Linked DNA regions of Homo sapiens: region 1 is linked to region 2. A link is an interaction called in ENCODE POLR2A ChIA-PET data of the cell type or tissue named here. Cell type or tissue: A673. All regions are shown on one strand. Links, peaks and the distances in the headings refer to the core of each region. The heading gives the core; the rest is flanking DNA. Region 1 overlaps PAPPA (pappalysin 1). Region 2 overlaps ASTN2 (astrotactin 2).

Region 1 (8,000 bases), core at 1-8,000, 200 kb before region 2:
ACATTTGCAGTCACTGGTGATAACTCATAATTGTGATTTGGGAATTTCTAATTTAGCCCAATTTTTTTTTTAAGTCATCAGATTTGGAGCCTCATCTACAGCTCATCTCAGCTCATGGTGGAAACAGATATAGATGAATTGGTTAAACACTGCAAATGATATCATTCTTGCTGATCTAAAACTATTAGTATCATAATTATTATTAATTTTAAATAGTATACTTAATACAGTTTTTTTTTAGTATTTTTACCTAGAATTAGTATCTTTCATAAACATCAAACACATGTTCAGTTACCTGTAGATATCAAATATTTGTTGATATACTTTGTAGAAAACTAAATTTAGCTTATGGATGTTTCCCTAAGTAGGGGTGGGGGGGTAGGGGGGAAGGAAAACTTTGGGGAAAAGAAGGGATATCATCTTAGCTAATACGATTTTTCATGGAATGATGCAAGTTAATTTGCTCTGTCTGTAAAATAATTTATGAAGAAATATGGATAGACTCAGCACTCAGTGAGGCCCTTAATGGATGAGTGCTGTCTTAAATGATCCATAGCAACAGGTTCTACATTTGATAGATCGGGTAAAGGTGAAGGCAATGGATGAACGTTTTGATAATGACAATAATATTTATACACACTTCTTGAGTCTCTACTGTGCATGAAGCACTGTGCTACATTATTGTCTCCTTGAGTTCTCCCACCCAACAGCCATGTGAGATAGGTCTTATTATAATACTTTACGGATAAACAATGAATACACAAAGAGATTACAGAGGTTTTCTCAAGCTTCCACATCTGGTAAGATGTAGAACCAATACATGAACAGAGGGCCCAGATTCTCATCTGGATTCCCCATTGCATTGTTGTGTGATGTGACAACTCTGCAAAACTAACAAGTAAAGGAGTGGCTGCATGCTGTCTGTTATATCCTAGGCACTGTGCCAGAAACTGGGGTGCTAGGATGATGAAGACTCTGTCACTTCCTTTGGCAAATTACAGCCTCTTATAAGGGGCTCTCAAGTAACAGGCAAAGGCAGTCAGTTTGACAAGTGCTGTGATAGATGGAGCAAGATGTCTGTGGACACAGAGAAAGATGGCCACCCGCTCCAGCCCCAGAGGTCAAATAAGGTTTCGCAGAACTTCTTTATCTAATGATAGATCTGTCATGCCTAGAAGATATTTGTAGTGACCCGAATATTTTGTTTAAACCAGTAGAACACTGTTTGGGTGGCGATGGAAGGGAGGTTGAAAGTAAGCTTTGTGGCTTAGGGAACCAGCCCAGGTATTTTTTTGTTTTTAAAGTCTTTTCCAAAACAACCTATGCATTAGCTTAGAAGCACAAGGTCATCGGCAATTTCCAGCAAGCAAGACCCACTGCCAGACAATGCTGAGACCAGCTAAAAATACAAACTTCTTCTTTGCTCATAGGTGTGCAGACAGGAGAGGACTTGGGTGGCTCCTTGGAGATCAATTCAATGCCCTAGCCATCTTAAGGATTGATTGCAAGGCATTATCCTGCTACTCTGACACCTCTTAAAAGCAACAAACATTGCCCAGTGTTAATTGCCTGGGTGAAAGGAAAAGTCTAAGGCCTCTTCCATGCTGTGACAGGTCCCAGCTGGTCTCTGGGGAGGGAGGGACAGCTGTCACACACTCTGCAGAGACCTCCCAACGCAAAGTGGGAATGGGGACTGTGATTCCTTGAGCATCTTCTATGTGTCACCCACTGTGCCAACCACTTTAAGCTACTCAGAGGCATAGGACTAATTATCTCCATTTTAGCACATGAGAAAACTGAAGTTCAGCATCCACAGGAGCACTGTTCAATGGATTTTTCTGCAATGATGGAAATGTGTTCTGTGCTGTCCATTACAGTAGCCACTAGCTACATGTGGTTCCTGAATACTTGAAATGTGGCTACTATGACTGAGGATTGGAATTTTAATTATAATTCATTTCAATTAATTTAAATGTAAATCATCACAGAAATATCAGATCAAGAGGTCAAGTGACTTTGTCAAGATTATACAGTTAGTTTGAGACATGGGGTTCTAAACCCAAGTGTTTTGTTTTTTAAAGGATGACCGTTTTCCAGAAAGCAGTAACCCATCCAGACTTTCAGGTGTTGTTCCTCCTTCTCATCACCTAAGCCCAATTCAAAGATCATTGCTCATTTTCTGCCCATCCCAACCCTTTGCAAAATCATCCTTAGGTGGTGGAAATAATTCCAACAAAAACAAAGGGGGCATTAGTATTTCATAACAGTGTAGTCTCGCAGCCCTTGGAGTTCTTGACACCAACAAATGACACACCCGATGGAGAAAGCAAAACTTTCCAATGGAAGGATGACTAAACTTGAATGCATGAATGAAAAAAAAAAAGTTACCTTTAAGTATATTGGGGGAATAAGAAGGATATCAAGGCAGGGAGTGGTGAAGGACCAGAATCTCTACATTTTCCTTCAAATATGCTTTTTTTAAGATCAGAGACAAGGAAATGTCTGTGAGACTTCCTAGACACTGTGGGAGCAAGACCATTTATTTGTTCATTAGTTCTTCCATGTCTTACTCCCATCTGACTTAACTGACTTGAGATCTCAGAGAATGAGTTGGAATCAGGACTTCTACTTTGTCATCAGAAACACAAAGCAAGGCAAATGTGAAAGTATCTTATAAATCCATACCTTTTAGAAATCTCATTTTGAAGATGAAGAAGCAGAGACTCAGACAGAGAAAGGGATTTGTGCAAGGTCTCACTGAAGGTTCATGGCCCAGGGAGGGACTTTTCCATGTCCAGCCATGGTTTTAAGACTAAATTGGCAAATTTCTCTTCCATATCTGCTCTGCAGAGACCAAGGTGAACAATGCGACGACATGAATAAGATCAATGGTGATGGCTGCTCCCTTTTCTGCCGACAAGAAGTCTCCTTCAATTGTATTGGTACGTCTTTTTCATTTCTTGTGGCCTTCATGAAGAAATGAACGGTGCAGAATGGTTGGTCAATGATAATGCCAACAATAGTTATGACTAAATGATGATTCACTCCTTTGTATTACACCTGTTTATTGAGTGCCTCCTACATGCCAGGCACTGTTTTCAATATCGGGAAATACAGCAGTGAAAAAACAAACAAACAAAGCAATCCCTCAAGAGCTTAAGCTCTCATAGATGATGCCAATGACGGGTAACTTCTTTTGATCAAGCTTTACCTTACAAACATCCCTGCTTTTCTTCACACTAACTGTCCAGGATGGGTATTACTGGAGATGTTTTAAGGCTTTTATTCCTACTTCAGAGATAAGAAAAAATCAAACGCCAGAAAAATTTCAAAAGTTGTCCAGAGTTATACAGGTCAAAAGTGATTAAAGACAGAATCAGGACTTGAACCTGATTTTGTCTGATTCTCAAGCACGTGCTCAACTCATTTTGCTTTGCAACCTCCAGCCGTGATGCAGGAACCACCAAGGTCCCCTCTGCAGACTCAGAACCTTGGGCAGTCTCTCTGATCTGAGGAAGGAGGAATAGCAGACCAGCCTGTGTTTAGAAAGCAAATGTCCTTTTCCCACCTTCACCGAGTCATTTGGGAAATTTGTTTTCCTCTGCCTTCTCTTGGAGTCTGGCTGATCTTGTTGTTTCAGCCCCACTTGGGAGGCCCTGGTCAGCCCCGGGCTGGTAAACAGACAGGGGTTGGGAGGGGCAGGGGTGGAATTTTGAGCTGGTCCAGATGAGATCATACTTCCTTTAAGATGCAAATCGATACCTGAAGATCAAAGGTCCCCCAGCTAATCCCCTGGGCTGGAGGTGAAAACTAATCACAATTCATTTGCAAGTACAAAAGACAGAGGTGCTCTATCTGAAGAGAGAAGGGGCAGTTACAAGCGGATGAAAACCTTCGTGGGAAGATTTCTCACTGACAGGCAATTTTCTAGGACTAAAGAGGAAAAGATAGCATTGCATCCTCGCATCTGCAGTGCATTACAGGGGTGCATTTAGACATTCTTTCTCCCAGTAGATTGTGAGCTCCGTGATGGTGAAGACCATATACCATGTGTCTCTTATTCAATTCTCAACACGCATTTGTTGAGCACCTACTATCTTCTTGGCACCCAGTAGGGGTTGAGCAACACAATAGAAGTGCTCTGTAAATATTTATGGTTGGAAGATAGGTAGATGCCCCAGGAGAAAAGACATGGGAGTTTCTAGGCAGGGCCTTGGGTTTTAAATTGCCAAAAAATTTTCTCTCCTCTGTTGATTTGAATATGGTCCGGTCCCTAGTAAAAGCTTGATATTAGCCTAGTGATGTGGTGGAAAGAACTTTGGATTAAAATTAGGAAAACCAGGTTCTAGTACCAACTGTGCTGAGAACTTACATAAAGCTGGCCAAGTGGCTTCCCTAGTCTTGGCCTCAGTTTACCTACTGTAAATTTTTAAATGATTGGGTTAAGTGGTCCTAACTCTTAACTTAAGAGCCTTACCTGCACTTCTGTTGTGTGATTTTTTGAGGTGGGTGACTGAATTCCTTCTAATTGTGAACTCTACCTGAGCCAAACTCTTACCTTTGTCGTCATCCTTATGGCAACCAACACTAGTCCCAGACCATGCTGAAAAATATCTGCCTGTTTGACTTGCACTAATGTGGCATGTAATTTATGTGCTTCTGGAAAGAAAGTAGGATGGGGTGAAGGTAGGATATGGTACCCTGAAAGAGATGCTTGAGCCTTGACATTCATCTGCTGTGTTGATTTAGAGCTATGCAATGATCAGGAAAAATAAGGACATCTCTAATAGGTAGAAGCTCCTCATCCATGGAAGGGGTCTGCAAACTATGGTCCATAGGCCATAGCCAGCCTGCCCCCTGTAATTGTAAATAAAGATTTATTGGAACACAGTCACACTCATTTGCATATTGACTGTGGCTGCTTTCATGCTACAATGAGAGTTCAGTGATGACAGCAGAGATTCTATGACCCAAAGAAACTAAAATATTTATTATCTGGTATTTTACCTGTGAAGTTTATCAACCCTTGTTCCATGAATTTGGGATATTTTATATGCTTGTTTACTGGAGCCAGGTGCAGAGAGTAGGTGAAAATTATAATGTGGTTCACCATTTCTTGTTAACAAAAAACTGAATTTTAAACATACAGTGTAGCTGGGAGTGGTGGCGGGCACCCATAATCCCAGCTACTCTGGAGGCTGAAGCAGGAGAATCACTTGAACCCAGGAGACGGAGGTTGCAGTGAGCCGAGATCATGCCATTGCATTCCAGCCTGGGTGACAGAGCGAGACCCTGTCTCAAAATAAAATAAAAAAGATGAGGGAGTTTCCAAGAGGATGAGACTGAGATCCTCCTAGATTCATTTTATAGACTGTTGTTCTCTACCAGATTCTGTGTTCTGCTGCTGATGGTGATATTTGCTTAATACTTCTTATATACCAAGCACATTTATAAACTCTTATTCTCGTAACAACTCTTTTACTGAACTGCTCTTTCAAAAGAGGAAATTGAGGTATGGGGTGATGATCTAAGGATACACAGTTAAATGGTGGAGCTGGAATTTAAACCCAGAGAGCCTGACTCCAGAGCTCACTGTGGTAAGCTACCTGCAAAAAAAAAAAAGATAGCTCCTGGTCTTGCAGGCTTTCAGGGTGAATGAAAAAAAAACATTGCAAAACAAGTCGTATCACAAATTAATGGAATGGAATACAAAACCATCAGTGTTGTGGACAGTGTCTAGGGAAGGCTCTCTGTTACCCCTGTATGTTCAGTGGAATTTGTATTACAGGAAAGCCTTCAGCTACGCCCTTCACTGGCCACTTAAAATCTCATTATAGACACTCACAGAGATACAGGCATCCCAGAGATCCCAGCTCCCAGGGACTACATTCCAAGGACAAATCGTGTAGCTGAAGTCTAGAAAACTATCTTCCTCCGAAAGGAACAGCTGAAAAATAGACAGTGAATCTTTACTCCCAGCAGACCAATCTTTAATGAGTCAGAGAAGAGAGACAAGTGTGGGAGGCTGTGCTGAGGTTGACATTGTTCCCATGATTGCATTTGTTAAGACAGTGGTCAAGATAACAGTCAGGAGATCAGGCATACCATGACTTAGATGTGTAACTTTGGCTAAGCCTCAGTGTTCTCATGTAGAAAATGGTAAAAGCCCTAGAACCCAACAGTGGAAGATATTGACCAATATTTTTGGATACTTTCTATCAGAATTTCCTTCTTAGACTTAGGAGATAATTATTCTAATAAGGAAGAGCCCAACGCTTAGTATAGAAGTTGATTATCCAAGCATCTCCTTCTCCCCGTCTTCTGGGTAGCTTGAGTGTGGGTATATACAACCTAGGCTTTCCCTCTGCCCTCCAGTCAGACACACCAACCCAAGACTTTGAATTGGAAGCTAGTAGTGATTAGACTTAGGGATACTGTAGACACCATTTTGCTGAGGATGGTGGGAGTAGCCACATCCATACCAGCCTCCTAAGTACCAGGGAAGGCATCTAGCATCAAAGCTGAGCTAGCTATGCACAGCACCAGCTCTGGATCCCCTCACTAAACTAGTTCTGGGACCTAATCTTGGGCTTGGAATTGAGCTTCAGAGCACGCAAGCCTGGCTCTCCAGAGAGTGTTCCATACGTAACCAATATTCTTTGAACAAATTTTGCTTGTTTGTTTTGCTTAAGTTATCCAAAGTTGGTTTTTGTTGACTGTCACTCAGAATCTTGACTGAAAATTATTGCCATAAGATAATGTGAGATTTAACCCCATTTCTAGCAAGTTGGATGTGCTTGATGCACAGATGCACATTAGCTATTACTTTTCTCTATGTGTGTTTGTGTGGAATGTTGCGGGCACAGGATACCAGCAACAACCACCATTTATGGATACCCACTAGGTGATAGGTTCTTCATACGCATCTTTGTTTTCTGTGAACTACGGGTCGTCTCTTGTTTCCGTATGTGAGATCTGAGGTCTCTTATGACATCTTAACTTGCACCAGGTCACACAGCACACAGAGGTATGATCCTCTCTCCAGTCTGAGTAGAGAACCTGGCTTTTTCTACTCTGCCACTCTGCCTCTCCATTTGAATGACTTTCTTCCTTCCACTGTTCTTTCTTTGTTCTTCTTTTCTCTTCACCCCTTCCTCTTCCCCCTTTTTCCTCTCCTCCTCCTCTTCTTCCTTCACTCCTTCTTCTGCCTCATATTCTTCTCCTTTTTCTCCTTCTCTTCCTCCACCTCTTCTACCTTCTTGTCCTTCTCCTGCTTCAATTTAGAAGGGCTGATGTTTTCTCTGGCTTAGTAACACCAGCGTTAGGGTGGGTGACAGATTTATGGTGACATTCCCATTCACTTTTCAGAAGCCCACACATCCGGAAGTATTCCCAAGGTGCCAGTGTGTTATTATGCAACACCCTGGGGACTTCCCGTTCTCAATTTCCCACCCCTGGTGCCCTCATCCCCCAGCACATAATAAGTTGCTTGTTAAAATGAACACCACCCACATGACCTCTCAGGCAAGGCAGGCTTCATCCCTTTGCAATGTGGAAGTTATCTTGTCTTTTTTTCCCCTCTTTTAAAAATATAACATACACCAGGCCTGAGGTTTCAGTGAAAAAATGTGGTATCAGTAAAATGATAACTCTCCCCAACAGGCACTGGCTGCAGGCATTGTTCACAGCATTGGGAATTCTGTCTCTAAAGCATTGAGTCATAAACTACAGACAGGCTGCTGATAAAAGCTGAAGGAGGTGGGATAATAGTCAAATTAGTCAGACAAAATGTGAAGGGTCCCCAAAAGGGGTTATACTGTGTAATATATCTTTAGCTGGTGCTGGAAATGTGTTACCTTCTGAGATGGAATCTAGTGCATTACAGGAGATGCAGCTGTGGAGAAGCCCTCATGCTCTGTTTTGACTTTCCACCCTGTATTCTTCAGCATAGTTGGGTCCAGTTCCCAGTTTAGATCTAGAGGCCTCCTGGCTGCAGCTTA
Region 2 (16,515 bases), core at 5,027-13,026:
GTTGACTCCCTGACTCTTCAAGCCGATAAGCTCAAAGAGGTCAGTAGGTTTGGTGATAATATAGGAACGATGGGATAATATTCTTTTCCTTGGGTTAAGGGAAGTTCTAGCTTTTTACCTCAACAGGCCTTCTTATCCTCCTAGGATTGCTCTTTAAGGGTAAGTGTTGGGTGAGCATGTGTGTGTGTGTGTGTGTGTGTGTGTGTGTGTGTGTGTGTGTCTGCCCATATATACAATTTGCATATGGCAATCTGAAGTAAATTTCTAACTAATATTACCTGCTAGTCACTGGATATCTCCTTTGGATGTCCAAAGACATCTTAATCTCCTGCCTTCACACTCCTCACATCCCCCAAAACTGTTCTTCCTGTCATCCTCCCCATCATGGTGAATGGCAGCAGCATCCATTTAGTCACTCAGTCATGCCCTGGGTATCATCCCCAACCCTTCCCTCTGTCTCACTCCCATATTCAATCAGTTTCCAAGTTCTATTAAGTCTATACTTCAACAATTTCTCAAATGTACCCGCCTTTTTCTCCATTGCAACTGCTCTAGTTCAGGCTGCAACCATTTCTCACCCGGCCAATTAGAACCATCTCCCAACCAGTCTCTCAGGCTTCTCCCTTACATCCCACACCACCCTAATCTGTTCATCACACTTCTCCAAGGGTCTTTTTCTGAAATGGTTATCCAGTGCTGTCCTACCTCAAAGCTCTTCGATCTCTCCCCACCATCCATAACATAAAAACTATTCTCCCTAAGCTGGTTCACAAAGGGATTTGACATCAGGACTTTATCTCCTAACTCCTGCCATCCTCCTCTCAACTTCTCAGCCTTCATTATATGCTTCAGCAATACCAAACAACATATTGTTTCTCAAGCATGCCATTGTCCCTCAGCCTATGGGCTTTTGCTGTGTCCCTGCTGAATGTTCTCTCTGCCTATAATGCCTGTCACCTCTCTGGGGCACTTCCATTCCTTCACATGTCCCTCCCTCTGGGAAGCCTTCTCTGACAGTTGAATTAAACTAATGTAAGGGGTATAGTTTTAGTATGGAAAAGAAGACAGCTCCCTCTCCTGTGCTTTTCTTAGTGTCTTGCAAATAACTTCATTATAGTTACATTGTGTTTCCTACTCTATCTTCTCCACTACGCTGTGAGCTCCTGAAAGGCCAGGGCTGCATGTTATCTGTCTGTTTGTTTTCTTGAGACAGGGCCTCAGGGTCTTGCAATCCTGCTACCTCAACCCTTGAGTAGCTGGGATCACAGGTGCATGCCACCATGAACAGAGTTTTGTGTTTTTTTTTTTTTTTTTTTGAGAGAGACAGGGTTTCATTATGTTGTCCAGGCTGGCCTTGAACTCCTAGTCTCAAGTGATCTTCCCACCTCGGCCTCCCAAAGTGCTGAGATTAAAGGTGCCAGCCACCATTCTCAGCCATTTCTGTCTCTATATAGCCAGAATCTGACACATAGCAGAGGAGTATTAAAGATATGTTGAATAAGTAAACAAATTAATGGTTGAATGTATATTTGTCAGTGTGTGGACATTATGACAAATGTCATAATGTATAGCTATATAAACAAATATATATATATATCTGTATGTCTGAGGCTGTGTATCCCTAAGCCTGGTAATAATATGGGAGGATGGGTAAGTGTGGCACCCATGTATGTGAAGTGGCAATGCAGCACAGAGTTATGCACTTGGTTTTCTAAGTCATATAGATTTTTGTGAGGATTATTTGTTTGCTATTCACTAATTGTGATTTGAACACAATAGCATCATCTCTCTAGGACTCACTTCCATCAATGGTAATGCATAGATATTGATGTTACTAGTGTCCTGGAATCATTGTAAAATACTAGTAAAGGCTTAGCAGAGTGACTGGCCCACAGCATTCAATATGTTGGTTATAATTATCTTCCTTGAGAGCAGTTATGTGGTCCATTCATGTATGGATGTTTGTGCTGAAGCATATCCCTGAGTATTGAGTATTCATGTAGCTGTGTGCATGTTGCATATATGGGAGTGGGGGTAGAATATGAGAAACTGCATGACTAACATATTGAGTTCTGTGTGCCAGTTGAGTCTCCAGAGAGCCTTTGTACTGGGCAATTTTGTTTCTGTTTTTTGTTTGTTTCCCATCTCTTACTGCTTTGAAGCTTGCTCTCTGGGACACACTGCTGGGGTCTCTACTTGCCTATAGGGATCAACTTACCATTTCTTCCCATCAACCACTCACTGATAAGTAAGTGTGAGGCACAATGGGTGCGATATGCCTGATGTCTATTTTCCTAAGAAACTTGCAAAGAAGGTGCCTCTTCAACCCAACTGTTGCAGACTATATGAAGAGGCTCAGAGCAGGTCACTGCAGGTCTTTCCCTGTAGTCGTTATGGAGGGAATGACCTAGATATGGACCCGGCTCTGTGCTTCTGCCTAATGTTAATAGGGAGGATGTCACATTTGAGCATACCCTTAGCACACCTGCCTGAGATGTGGCAGAGCACAAGTTTAAAATCCAAGTCTGTCTGCCTCCACCACGAAGGCTGCATACTCTCTATCATGCTGTCCCTTTTCACTACAGCCAGCAGGTTTGATTGTTGCTTTGAACTCAGGCGACCCTGTGCAGCCTTTGTCTAATATCTCAGAGCCCCAGCCACCAACCGGCTCCCTTTGCCCCATGAAGATAAGCCTTTCTGGTCGACTGGACACATCAGCCTTAGAAACCTTGAGTTACCAGAATGGGAGCAACTGGCTGGCTGGGTACGGTTGGGGCATCCGGCCCTGATAAGACCTCGCCACGGCTGGACAAGCTCTCAGAGACGTAAGGCTTTGCGTAAGCACAAGATTAGAAGAACACATTATTAAAATATTTATTTTCTTACAGGTATTGATTGACATAAAAGGGGGGAAGAGTTCCCAGGAGAGAGATAACATCCAGTGGTACTTTTTGTGACTTGGTTTTGAACATATCGTTATACAGAAATTAAATTACTATTAATAATAAATAATAACAATACAAGCTGCAAGTTGTCAGCTGGAAGCAGCTGCAGTTTCCATTTGCTTACATATGAAACTAAGGATCATGGCGCAAATTTAAAAGTAAGCAAGCAAACAAACACAAACCCACTTTGCTCTGCGGATTAGACTAATGCAGATTCAGGAGAGTGGCTGTGTTTTAGGCGAGATGGGAGGGGCAGAATGGGGCTGAGAAGGCTACTTGATGAGTAGTCTTCAAGTGTGTCTTTAATTTCCTTTAGGAGAAAATAAAGAGCTCTGAAGCAAATGTGACAGTACTGACATGCAGTAATCCTGAATAATGACACGTGGTGGCTTATTGTACTTTCTCCATACTTTATTTTATTTCAGTATTCATGATTAAAACAAATGAACACATCCCTGACACCTATCAATTTATACTTTGCAAAGCGTATTGCACAAATAACCTTGAAAGCAAGACAAAGCAGGGTTTATTGCCCACATTTTACATTCAGTGAACTTGCTGTTTGCGGGGAGGGTGGGAAGCGGGCTTTTGAATCAAGGACGCATAGTGGAAGAGTGATAGAGCTGGTACTTAATCAACTGCTGGTCCAGGGCTCCTTATGCTGCATTCACCTTGACTTTGAAGACAAAACTGTTCCCCCTCTTGCAGAAAAATCTCTGTGAGGTTTGCATTGGTCCAAGGACTAAGACAGCATTAAGGCACTTCAGATCTCTAGCTTCTTGGCCAGTCCAGCCACCTTCTCTTATCTCTGCTCTGCAACAATGAGTCTTGACGTCATTGGCTCAGCAAACGTTTCTCAAAGGCTAGATATGAGGCTGGAACTTCTAGGCAGTTCCTTACAGCAGCCTGCTTCACAATTCCTACCAGCCCATTCTCTCTGTGACCTTCCTCACCTATTCTCTTTTCATAAATTTGGTTGCTGCCTCCAAGTAGGGTTTTCTACCTTCCCACACCTTCCTCAGACAGAACATCCAGTGTAAGATGAGGCAATGCAGGGCAGAAGTTCAGGTCCAGAGTTTTGGCATCAGAATGACCTAGATATGGACCCGGCTTTGTGCTTCTGCCCAGTGTTAATAGGGAGGATGTCACATTTGAGCATACCCTTAGAGAATAAATATGTGTTAGGTAAATAAAGGCAGGAGGAGGTCATGCCTGGTGCTAAAAACTTCCTTGTTCTCCCAAGCTTTTTTTTCTCCATAACCCATGATTTGTGGGGCTTCTGTTTTCTCATCTGTAGAATGGGGATAATAAGACTCTGAGAATAACATTTTTTGCTATCAGTTTTGTTTGTTTTCCTTACCCAGACATTGTTACGCCTTCTTTTGGAAGCATGGTACCTATAGCCACTGACGAACTATTTCTGCAGTTCTCAATGTGGTTTGGGTGGGACTGTTCCTCTCATGTTCCTGCCTCTCACCAGAGGAGTGGTGACATCAGCCAAGCAAGGCAGCAAGAGTCCCTTCTTGAGGATTGATAGGGGTGCTGGAAAAGGGGTTTGGTGTGTTTCTTTCTTTCTGAGATTAAAAGCATGAAGGACTATCAAAGTCTACAGTTGCTAGGTTCCATCTTCATACCCCTCATAAGGAAAACTCACTTTAGAATGCAGCCAGCACACAGCAAACTTGAGGAAAGAGATAGAGAGAGAGAGAGTCCTTTTTTTTCTTCTTTTGAGACAGAGTCTCGCTCTGTCACCAGGCTGGAGTGCAGTGGTGCGATCTTGGCTCACTGCAACCTCCCCCTCCCGGGTTCAAGCAATTCTCCTGCTTCAGCCTCCCAAGTAGCTGGGACTACAGGCGCACGCCACCACTTCCAGCTAATTTTTGTATTTTTAATAGAGACAAGGTTTCACCATGTTGGCCAGGATGGTCTCAATCTCTTGACCTCGTGATCCGCCTGCCTCAGCCTCCCAAAGTGCTCGGATTACAGGCGTAAGCCACTGCACCCGGCCGAGACAGAATCTTACGACGTCATTTGAACTCCTGGATTCAGCTGGGGCTGAAGTCAGCACACTGTTAGACTTCCCAGTTATATAAGCAGATACATTCTATTTTCCTTAACAACTTTCATTTGAGTTTCTGTCCGTTGCCTCCAAGAGTCTAAACTCATGTAAATATCCTTTATAAAGTTGTTGTGATGATTAAACAAGATAATGTTTTTAAATCACACATTAAACTTAATATCTGGCACATTTCTAAATATTCAAGAAATGGTAGGGTAGGTAGTTGTTATCATTAGCAGGACTGTAGTGAACTCTTTTCCCAGAATGAAGTTTGCTCCTACGATTGGCTCTGCAGCTCAGCCTAGTGATGAGCAAACAAAACCTCTGTCACTGCCTGGCCACACAACGTTGGCTAGGTCTCTTTCTACCTGGTGCAGAACCAAATTTCCAGGCTCTGGGAAAGACCCATACCTGTTCAGAAAGGACTAGCTTCTCATTCCTCTGAGTGTCAGTACTGAGGACATGAAGCCGTGAATGACACTATCATTATCAATACTTTACTTGCTGTTATCCCCACTGGAATGTGAGGTTTCTGGGGAAAGAAACCACAACTCATTCTTCTTTCAACCCTGCTAGCCTCTCATATACTAGTGGCACTCCCAAAGGCTTTCTTTCCTTTTTCAGAAAGAGATGAGAGCTAATTACCTATAAAAATTAGTAAGGAAGAAATGGGGACTTTTGCCAACTCAAATAGGCTTACTTATTGTTTATCCTCCACAGGACAGTTATAGTACATAGGACGTGTTAGGAGAAAGTTTCCTGGTTGTCACCAGTACTACTCTACCTTGGGCCCACCTAAGAGGCAAGGAATTGGAGTAGAGTTCTTACCAACCAGCATCAGGAAGGATGCTCATGTACACAGAGGAATTGTCTGTGGCTCATCTCTCACCCTCTGTTAATCTGACACTGAAGATTTTAATCTCCCTTCTTTCTTCCAACTCTTGCCTACACTAGCCCTCACTGGCTCTCATCCAGGCTTTGGGAACAGCTTCCCAAATTACTTCCTATAGTTTTGTCACACCTCTAATCTGTTGCTAGTGTATTAGCCAGAGTGATCTTCCTAAAGAGCAAATCTGACAATGTCAACTGAGCAGCCGGCTCATGACCCTTAATAGCTCTCTTTACTTTCAAGATAAAGTCCACACTCCTTAGGTTGGCAAAATAGTCCCTTATGATTTGAGCTCTACCAACTTCTTTCATCATCCGAATTTGTTCCTTTGCACCATAATAACTTGAGTAGGGGTTGCAAATGTGCCATGTTGCCTTGCTTCTCAGTAACTTTGCACATATGACCTCCTCTTCTTGGAAAATCATGTTTCCTTTTCTTGGTATCTGCATCTTAGTAATTCTGATCATTCTTTAAAACTTAAATAAAATGTCATCCTTTCTAGGCAGCTTTCACTGGGCTGAAAGGCATTCTCTCGTCTGAACTCTCATATCATTGACCACATTTCATCGTGAGTTCCATGGAAGCAGAGACAATGTCTCGTTCATCTCTGGGTTCCAAGAATGTAGTGCTGAGTTGTACAGAGAAAAAGGTACTCAAAAACTAATAGAATAAACAAACGTTAAATGTTAATAGGGAGGGTGTCACATTTAAACATACCCTTAGAGAATAAATGTGTGTTGGATAAATAAAGGCAGAAGGAAGTCATCCTGGCTGCTAAAAACTTCCTTGCTCTCTCAAGTGGTTTTTTTTTTCCATAGTCCATGATCTATATGACGTCATAGAACCAGTTCACCAATTTCAATTGGCTTGTGGTATAGTGGTTTATGTATACAACTGGCTCCTCCCAGCAGAATAGAGAACTTTTTAGGGCAAACCCTGCCTCATTCCCCTGTGCCCCTTATAAAGCTCAGCAGGAGGGAATATAGTTCAGCGGGTCAGAGCCTGAGCTCTGAGGTCGGTCAGAAAAGACCTGCTTTCAAATGCTAGTTCTGCCACTTATTCCCTCAGTGACTTTGGCCAATTTATTGAACCTTCATGAGCCTTCATTTCTTCATCTCTAAAGTGAGAGGGGAAAAGTATCTGCCTAATAATTCTAGCTATGCTAAAATGTGATATTGCATATATTCACTTATGTATACAATACATACTTATTGAGTGTCTCTGTGTTTGTGCAATTGAGTGTACACAGATAAAACAAACACTATACCCCATAAACTGTCAAGTCTAACAGGGAACGTTAATACACACATAAATCTGTATTGTAATGTTTGATAATTGCAATAAAGAAAGGAGGTGAGGTACATAATTTAGATTATGGGTTCTGGGGATGCCATTCTGAGGATGTAGATTTAGGCTGAGGCTGGGCACGGTGGCTCACGTCTGTAATCACAGCACTTTAGGAGGCCGAGGTGGCAGGATCACCTGAGGTCAGGAGTTCGAGACCAGCCTGACCAACATGGCAAAACCCGCCTCTACTAAAAATACAAAAATTAGCTGGGCATGGTGGTGGGCACCTGTAATCCCAGCTACTCAGGAGGCTGAGCCAGGAGAATTGCTTGAACTGGGGAGGCAGAGGTTGCAGTGAGCCAAGATCACACCACTGCACTCCAGCCTGGGTGACAGAGCGAGACACCATATCAAAAATAAAAATAAAAAATAAAAAAAATAAAAAGATTTAGGCTGAACACTGAAGGATGAATAGTGTTAACCCAGGGAAAAGATTCGGCGTGTTCTGAGGCCCTGTGAAGGGGAAGAGCGCATGCTGTGGTGTGAGCTAGGCTCCTTAAATGCTAATGTGACTTCTGGGGATGCTGGATCAGTTAATAACTAGGAAGTTAGACTCTAGAGACAAACTGTCTGAGTTCACATCCTGGCTCTGCTACTGACTTGTGGCATGGCTTTTGGTAAATTTTTTTGACTTCTTTGGGCTTTGGTTTTCTCATCTGCAAAATAGTGATAATAAAAAAACACTGTCTCATTGAGAAGGGTGGATGGATTAACTTACAGAAATTATTTAGAATGGTGCCTGGTATATTGAAAGCACTCTTTATATAATAGCCATTCATATCATTGATTCTTTTATTTGCACTCCAAAGTATTTACATGAACACTCTTCACTGAAGAGAAGGCAAAAGTCCTACCTGAAGAAAGCATATTCATATTGTGGAGTGAAGATGAATAAGGGAAATTATGGGAAGTTAAATAAAGTCCAATAAAGCACCCAGAACTCATTTGTCCTCTCTGTAAATGGCATGATTCTTGCCTCTAAAAATGGCATATTTCATAATGCCAATGCTTTATGGTGGGTACTCTCCTTGGCCTGCCATTGGTTACCTACATTGGGACAAGGGTATTGAGATTCCTGGAAGAAAGTTATAACTCTAAGACGATGTATTGTTCAAAAATTAACAAGACTAAAGCAAAAACAAACAAATGAAAAATCTCTGGGGTTTCCTCTCCTTTTTCTTTTTTAAAATGATTTTTTAAATTGATTTAATATCTGTGTAGAAGCCAGCAAAATTGCTGTTTACTTATCCTGTAGCTTCTGAGTGTCTTCTTTGCCCCTTTGCTCTCTCTCTTCCCCCTGTTACAGGCTATAGATATGATTAAGAAAGATCTATGTAATGGTGTTAAGTTACTACACTCTTTGGAGGAGAGATTTCTGGGGACAGGCCTGCGATAAGGGTGAGAGGAGTTGGATCCAGTCGTGAGAGTCAGATAGGCAGCTCACCCACACACAACCTCTCCACAAGCGAGACAGCTTCCCGGCCTTTCTTGCTTGTTTTAATCTGTGAATGTTTCCCAGAAAGAAATAGTAACTTCTTTTTCTGGCAGGGGTGCCTCCTGAAACTCCCTGAAAACAGGGCCTCTCCCTCCCCTTCAGGCTGGCCTCACACATGCTAATGCAAATCAGTCCTGACCCAGCCAGGGGTCTTTGGGAAGGCTGCCAGGAGCTTTAGAACAAACACGCGAAGAATGTTATTTCATTTCTGGCATCCCGGGGAAAGAGGGACAGAGAAGGAAGTTGGGCAGTAAAGGGGGTGGAGGGAGGGGGGAATTCATATGAATGCTTACTGCAATAAGAGTGAAGCAAATGGAAAGGACAGCAGGAAATTCTTAGGAATAAAGGGCCTACTAGGTGCCAGAAATGGACATATGGAATATTTGGTTTTAATTTCACACATACACTCTGAAGAAGAATTTATTACTCTCACTTTTTGGATGCAGGAAGAGGCTTGGTCTCCAAGGTTAGGCAATTTTTCAAAGGCTACCCAGCTAAGAACTGAGGGAGTCAGAATTTGAAACCAGATTTTTACATTTCAAACCTTGGGCTCTGTCTTCTCACTAAGGCTGGCTTACTGGTTGTGCTTTGATAGATTCCCAACAAAACCCGCGAGTGCAACAGCCCCACATGCCATGACCTCCATCGTCTGTCTCCTCCTTTCCAGCCCCCTGCATGGTTCTAATTCCAGATTCATTCAGCCAGACCCCGAGCTAGTCTCCCTACCTGCAGTCTCCTCTATTCTAACTTATACACCACGAAGATCTTTCTATAACCCAACTGTGGCCTTATCACTGCTCCTCCTTAGCACACGTTATGAGGCCTTGCAAGTCCTGCCTCTCCAACCTCATATACTGTACATTTCAACTGCCCTGAATCTCTGTTGTACCCCATATGTGGTCCCTTCAATATCCTACCTCCCTGCCTTCATTTCAGCTATTCCTTCTGCCTGTGATGCAATAACTTCCCCAGTTCTAAGTGTTCAATGCTATCCATTCTTCCAGACCTAGCTCAAAGGCACCTCCCCAAAGGCACACTAGCTGTTAGAGATCACAGCCTCCTCAGAACTCGCATGCCTTTATTATGGGGCAAATCACCTTCTACCCCCAATATGATTAGCTGCTTAAAAGTTTGTCCCTAACACTGGGCAAAGCTCTTTCAGTCTCAGCCATAAGACTTTGAATTGCAGCTTGGTCACTGCCTAAGAGAGAAGTGCATAAGAATACACAAGTGCAGATTTTGGAGCTAGATAGCTTGTGTTAGAATCATGGTTCTGGCCAGGCGTGGTAGCTCATACCTGTAATCCCAGCACCTTGGGAGGCTGAGGCAGGCAGATCATTTGAGGTCAGGAGTTCAAGACCAGCCTGGCCGACATAGCAAAACCCAGTCTCTACTAAAAATACAAAAAAAAAAAAAATAGCCATGTTGGTGGTGGCGGCGGCGGAGGGGGCACACCTGTAATTCCAGCTACTCAGGAGGCTGAGGCAGGAGAATCGCTTGAACCCGGGAGGTGGAGTTTGCAGTGAGCTGAGATTGTGCCACTGCACTCCAGCCTGGGCAACAGAGCGAGACTCTGTCTTGGAAAAAAAAAAAAAAAAAGAATCATGGTTCTGCCATTTACTAATAAGATGACCTTGGGCAAACCATTAAGCCTTCCCATCTTAGTTTCCTTGCCTGTAAAATAGGGATAGTATCTACCTTAGAGGGTACCATATTATTAAGGTTCAAAGAGTTAGTGGACCAAAAGACTTTGCATAATGAATGGCATGTAATAGAGTTTGATAAATGGTACATGATGACAACGACTGGGAGGCAGGAACCATGTTCTTGGCTGATAGCTACACTGCATACATGACAGACTGTCTTCATTCATTCAACCTGTAATACCTATTATCGATCTTTGATGTTTGCTAAATTAAGTACCTACTAAGTGCCAGGCCATATGTTATGGATTTACAGGTAACTAAACCATGGTTTCTAAAACCTATTCTACTCTTAGATTACAGACAGTTTTCATTCTTTATGATAAAGAGAAACATTATAGGTTCAAGGAATAGTAGAATAAAAAGAGAGGGAGGAAAGGCATCTCTTGTTACGTCAGATGATGGGGGAAAACAATCCAAACTAGCCAGATCCCATGTCCAAAGGGCTTCTGGGAAATGCTCAGGAACAGAAAAACGTGAGTAACTGCACAGTGGGCAGGACAATTAGCCAAGCATGAGTCCCCTTCAAGGTCATCATTTCAGTTGGCAGATAAAGACCTATTCAAGGCCAGGTGTGGTGGCTCATGCCTGTAATCCCAGCACTTTGGGAGGCCAAGGCAGACGGATCACCTGACGTCAGGAGTTCGAGACCAGCCCAGCTGGGCCAACATGGCAAAATGCCGTCTCTACTAAAAATACAAAAATTAGCTGGGCGTGTTGGTGGGCACCTGTAACCCAGCTACTCGGGAGGCTGAGGCAGGAGAATCGCTTGAACCCAGGAAGCGGAGGTTGCAGTGGGCTGAGATCGCACCACTGCACTCTAGTCTGGGCAACAGAGCAAGACTCTATCTCAAAAAAAAAAAAAGACCTACTCAAGAAAGATCTTATATGTACTTGGTATGTGTTTAATATTGTTCTGGACACCCTATGCTTGGGAGCTCTGCATGTGTATTTGTTTCACAACAAAATTCTAACATGGAAAATGGCAATACCCTCACTGTACAGATATAGAAATTGAGACCCAGGAGAAATAAGCATCTTGTACAGCCAGAAACTGTCTGAGATTTGAAATGACCCTAGAATAGTCTGACTCAAGACCCCATGCTCGTAGACTCTCAGATACCCAAGAGGATCGGGGCAGATGGGTGCTTGAATCTAGTACCAGAGAGCAGCAGGTAGGCTATAACGGAGGTGAAGAGTCCTGGTTCAGCCCAGCTCTGCTCTGCCTGTCTGGGTGACCTGGGTCAAGCCCTATCTCCTCCCTGGGCTTTAGTTTTTCCCATAAAGAGAGAGGGTTTAGATCAGTGGTGTTTGCAGTCTCACTATCCTGTGATTCAAATATGAAAGTGGAATAGGGTTGTTGGTGGATGGGGGTCTGTCTTTGGAGGAAAGGAGAACAGAGCAGCAAGAAAAATGCCAGAAGTCTGGATTCCGTCTCACCTCTGACTCTCTACACATCATTAATGGTAATCCCTGCAGTCCACTAACACCTTTCCAGTGATGACTCAAGACTGCTCACAACCTCCTTCACAGATGGAGATGGGCATAGGGGGAAGGCAGCCCCTTCATGTGCAGTGATGGACCCACAGCCAAGATAATGAGAGCAGGGAAAAGTTAGGAAGCCTGGCCTCTAGCCTGGTTTCATTCCTAGAGTCTTAAATGATCAGAGTAGAAATGAACTTCTCTATCTGAGCCCCTCATTGCAATGAAAAAGAAACTGAGGATCAGAAAAATGAAGTTCTTTGCCCAAGGCCCCAGGTGGATGGACAGCAAAGCTGGGCATGCAGCCTAGGTGGGGCTTGTGATCCCACTCCAGAAGCCTCTCCCTATGTTGAACTAACTGGGTACTTTGTTCCTGACAAGGAACCCTAAAGTAGAAAGTGATGGTCACAGCCTACTGGTAAAAGACAGAAGTCAGAAGTCAGGATTCCCATGTATCATTCCTGGCTCTGCCTTGACTATGATGCCAGAGTCTCTTGGGGTCTCAGCTTCCTCATCTATACACTGAGAGAAGTGGCCTAGATAAGAGTTCCCAAATTAATGATCTGCTGGTTGTTACCTACAAAATTGGTTTATTTGGCCAATTTTAAATTGGTTGCCAGCATGTAATAATTAGGAGGTTTCACATAAACATCTAGATTTCTGGCTTGGAAGATGTATTAACACCAAATCAGCAGTCTCAAATGGTAACCAGCAGCTGGAACTAAGTATTCTCTGTGCCATGCCTAATTTACTGCAGTCCTCACTCCTCCCTATTATCAAGCATCTGGCCACAATGACTCATTGCCATCACTGGCAAGTTCCTCCTTACAAAGCATGGCTTAGAGTTTGCCTCATCCCTAACAGCTCCCTGCTGCCCTGAGCATGGGGCTCTCACTGCCCACCGAGACTTCCAGCCCACTGAAGGCCAGTAATAGAACATTTCCTGTAGTGATCCAAAATCAATCTGCCTTATAGCCTTGTACCACTGTCCTGCTCTCTGGAGTCACAGTGAACACATCTGTGCCCTGTACCCCTGTGCAGCTCTACAGAGGGTTGAAGACATTGGGTGCACCCTTTTGTGTCTTTTCTTAACTTGAATAAACATTCAAGGTCACTCAAGCGTTCTTCATGGTCATCATTTCAAGGGCCTCGGGGACCTGCTTCCTCTCCTCTAGGCATTGTTCAGATGCTTGGCCTTCCCCTTGCAAGTCAACTCTTTCCTGCAGCAATGAAGCTCATTCATCCCACCAACTCCCTGGAAGCTTCCCCATACTCCTCATGGAGCCCAACTTGGATGATGAGGTCCTCGCCTGCCTCCATAGCCCCAAATCTCCTACTTTCCCTGGCCTTCCACATTCCAGTTACACTCTCTGCTGCAGCGTTGTCTCTCGTCCCCCAGCCTGCTCACAGTCTGTCCTCTGTCCCAAATCCTCTTTTCCCTCATATTAGTTTCTTAGGGCTACCATTAAAAGGGCACCACAAATTTGGTGGCTTAAAACAACAGAAGTGTACTCTCTCAGAGTTCTAGAGGCTAGACGTGTGAAATCATGGCATCCGCAGGGCCATGCTTCCTCTGAAGGCTCTTGGAAAGAATCCTTCCTTGCCACTCTCAGCTTCGGATGGCCCGAGGTGTTCCTTGGCTTGAGGCGGCATCACTCTAATCTCAGCCTCTGTCTTCACATGCCTTCTTTGCTCTGTCTTCTCAGAGCGGCATCAGTCACTGAATTAAGGAATTAACTTAATCCAGTATTACCTCATCTTGATCCTTAAGTAAATACATCTGCAAAGATGATTTCCAAATAAAGCCCCATCCCAAGGTTTCAGGTAGATGTGAATTTTTCAAGGACACTGTTCAACCCACTGCAATCCATCCTCTCACTTCCTCAGAAGACTTGCAGCGGAGGGTTCCCCTGGCTGGGCTAGTGGCTCTTCCTTGGTGTCCCCACGGTCCCTGGAGCATGATATGCAGTGTCAGGTAACAGCCTGGTCCTTTCTCTGTATTCATCACCATGAATATGAGCTCCATGAGGGCAAATACTTTGGTTTGGTTAGTTCTGCAGCACAAGTGCCTACCTTACTGTGAGGCACCTCCTAGACAGTCAACAAATATGCGCTTTTCTTGAACACTGTGCACTGCAGTAAGTTATGAAAAATCTGTTTCCAGATGTTTCCTGAGACTGTGCTGTTCCATTTTGGCCCAGCACATTCGCTAATCAGAGCAACACTCGCTGGTCCCCAAATGTGTGTGGACTCCATCCTTCCCCCTTTTATCAATATCAAATGGCCCTCCTGGCTCTCAACTCAACTCAGCCTGTTCTCCAAACCATGGTCAGGGTTGTCACCACAAAACACAGGTTAAGATACATCCTGTCCCTCCTCCAGTGCCCTTCCTGGCTCCCCTCTGCCTGCAGGAGAAAGCCCAGCTCCCCTCCGCCTGCAGGAGAAAGCCCAGCTCCTCTGCTCAGTATTCAAGGCTTAGCCCTCCAGCGCAGCCTCAGCTCCCACCCCCTCCCCACTCCACAAGGTCACATGAGCAGTCTGTGCCCTGTCCCTCTGGAACCCTGGCTGGTGTCCCATTCCTGGATGGAATCTTGACGCAGTGTGAGGAAAGAAACAGCCTGCTTGAGAGTCCCCAGCAGGTTTTAGGAGCCTCACTGTCTGTCGGCTGAAAAACAGCGTTATTTTTCCTCTACGAGTCTCTCTTGGCTTGGGATGCACGGCTGTATTTGCTTCTGGCTTGAGGACAGCTATTCCCCTCTCCCAGGCCCCAACTGTGCACTTTGGAGAGGTCAGTACGACCTGATGTTAGATGGAATTGAGTCGCCAGGCTGCCGTACTTGCCCCCATCCCCTAACCAATTAGGACTGGACACCACAGCCAAGGGAAGTTCACATTCCACTCGAGTTTGGGGACATCAGTCACCCCCGTCCCTACTGAGCTCCGAGACCCTTGGCCACACCTAAATTGCCATTCAGCCCAGAATCAGATAATAGGCAGAAATCCTTGTACTTAGGCTGGTGTGGGCTGTTTGGGTGTCGGAGGAGGAAAGTGGAGAGAAAAATGCACAGGAGGATAAAAGAAGAGCGACCCTAGGGCTGAGCAAGAGAGGGACTGAGAAGTGATAAGAAAAGGAGAAAGAGACAGGGGTAGAGACACAGAGAGAGCAAGTAGAAGAGAGGTACATACAGACACAAAAAGACAGAGACAGGCCAGGCACGGTGGCTCACGCCTGTAATCCCAGTACTTTGGGAGACCAAGGCAGGTGGATGGCTTGAGCTCAGAAGTTCAAGACCAGCCTGGGCAACACAGTGAGATCCCTAATCAAAAAAGAAAAAAAAAAAAAATGAAAGAAAAGAAAAAGACAGAGAGAGATGGACAGGAAGCCAGGGTGACACGGAGAGGGAAGTAGTGTCCATGACCAAGAAAGAGAGAACAAGAAAGAAAAGAGAAGAAACAGAGGGCAGAGGGGGAAATAAAAGGCCAGGCAGAAACAGTTAAAAAAAGAACAAAAGGAGAAAGCAAAGGAGAGATGTTACAAATATGGGAGAGGAAGCAGGGAAACAGGAAGAAAGAGAGGGAGGGGGTAGGGAGGGAGAAAGGAAGGGAGGGAGGGATACAGGAAGGAAGGGAAGGAGGAGGGAAGGGGAGGGAGAAAGGAAGGAAGGAAAGAAGGAAAGGGAGGGGTAGTGGGGGAGTAAGGGGGGAGGGAGGGAGGGAGGGAGGGAAGGAAGGAAGGAAGGAAGGAAGGAAGAGAGCCAGGGAAGAAAATGAAGAATGGAGGGAGGAAAGGAGGAATAAAATGAAATAAGGAAAGAAAAGTTCACAATGGGAAGAAAAAGCCAGAACAGAGCAGCACAAGAACCCTATCAAGCCTCTCCTGGATTCTTTCCCTGGTGTGTCCTGGATAAACCCTGGGCTGCAGCTCAGGCCTCTGGTCAGCATGGAAGGTTTCCTCTTTGCTCCCTTCTCATAGGAGCTGAAAGTCCCTTCAGGGTCCTATCTAGGATGTGGCCTGACAGGCCCACTGAGCAGGTTGGGTCACTGATGCTAAGAGAAAGCAGAAATATCTGACCTTAAGCTGAATGAAATTCTTTCACCTGGACTAGACCCTTGCCTCCCCAGTTGCCAGGGGCTGGTGTCTGTCTTCTTGCCCCCATCATCTTTTGAAATGCACAGCCTCAGGCTGGGCGCAGTGGCTCACACATGTAATCCCAGCACTTTGGGAGGCCAAGACAGGTGGATCACGAGGTCAGGAGTTCGAACCAGCCTGGCCAATATGGTGAAACCCCATCTCTACTAAAAATACAAAAATTAGCTGGGCACAGTGGCACGTGCCTGTAGTCCCAGCTACTCAGGGGGCTGAAGCAGAAGAACCGCTTGAACCCGGGAGGCAGAGGTTGCAGTGAGCTGAGATTGCACTACTGCACTCCAGTCTGGGCGACAGAAGGAGACTGTGCCTCAAAAAAAAAAAAAAAAAAAAAAAAAAAGGGAAATGCACAGCCTCTGAATTCATGAAAAGTTCATTTGAGATGGCCCCTTTCAAACCCTCTTCTACAAATGGAGAAACGAAGACCTCCAAAGTGGAAGCCACTTGC

Evidence for each region. Peaks named below come from ENCODE experiments on the same cell type or tissue, not always from the same donor. Only the 100,000 strongest peaks of a DNase experiment are listed, where the experiment ranks them.
Region 1: POLR2A ChIA-PET joins it to region 2 with 10 read pairs; 4 of 35 experiments call an interaction of 5 or more read pairs at or near these places.

What each region holds. Positions count from the first base shown.
Region 1 is chr9:116,268,475-116,276,474 of GRCh38, forward strand. It overlaps PAPPA (pappalysin 1), which reads left to right. Exons shown (of 22, transcript NM_002581.5): 9 at 2,851-2,942. Among named protein-coding and RNA genes, the nearest start is that of PAPPA-AS2, 91 kb to the right of the region's middle. RefSeq lists an enhancer at 3,647-4,311. In A673, for the core only: no CTCF peak of the experiment used is centred there; DNase peaks (open chromatin) are centred at 967 and 7,417; H3K27ac peaks cover 1,540 bases.
Region 2 is chr9:116,462,612-116,479,126 of GRCh38, forward strand. All of the region lies in intron 20 of ASTN2 (astrotactin 2), which reads right to left. Among named protein-coding and RNA genes, the nearest start is that of ASTN2-AS1, 33 kb to the right of the region's middle. RefSeq lists enhancers at 2,611-2,755, 8,214-8,805, 8,806-9,396 and a cis regulatory region at 2,675-2,692. In A673, for the core only: no CTCF peak of the experiment used is centred there; a DNase peak (open chromatin) is centred at 8,900; H3K27ac peaks cover 1,767 bases.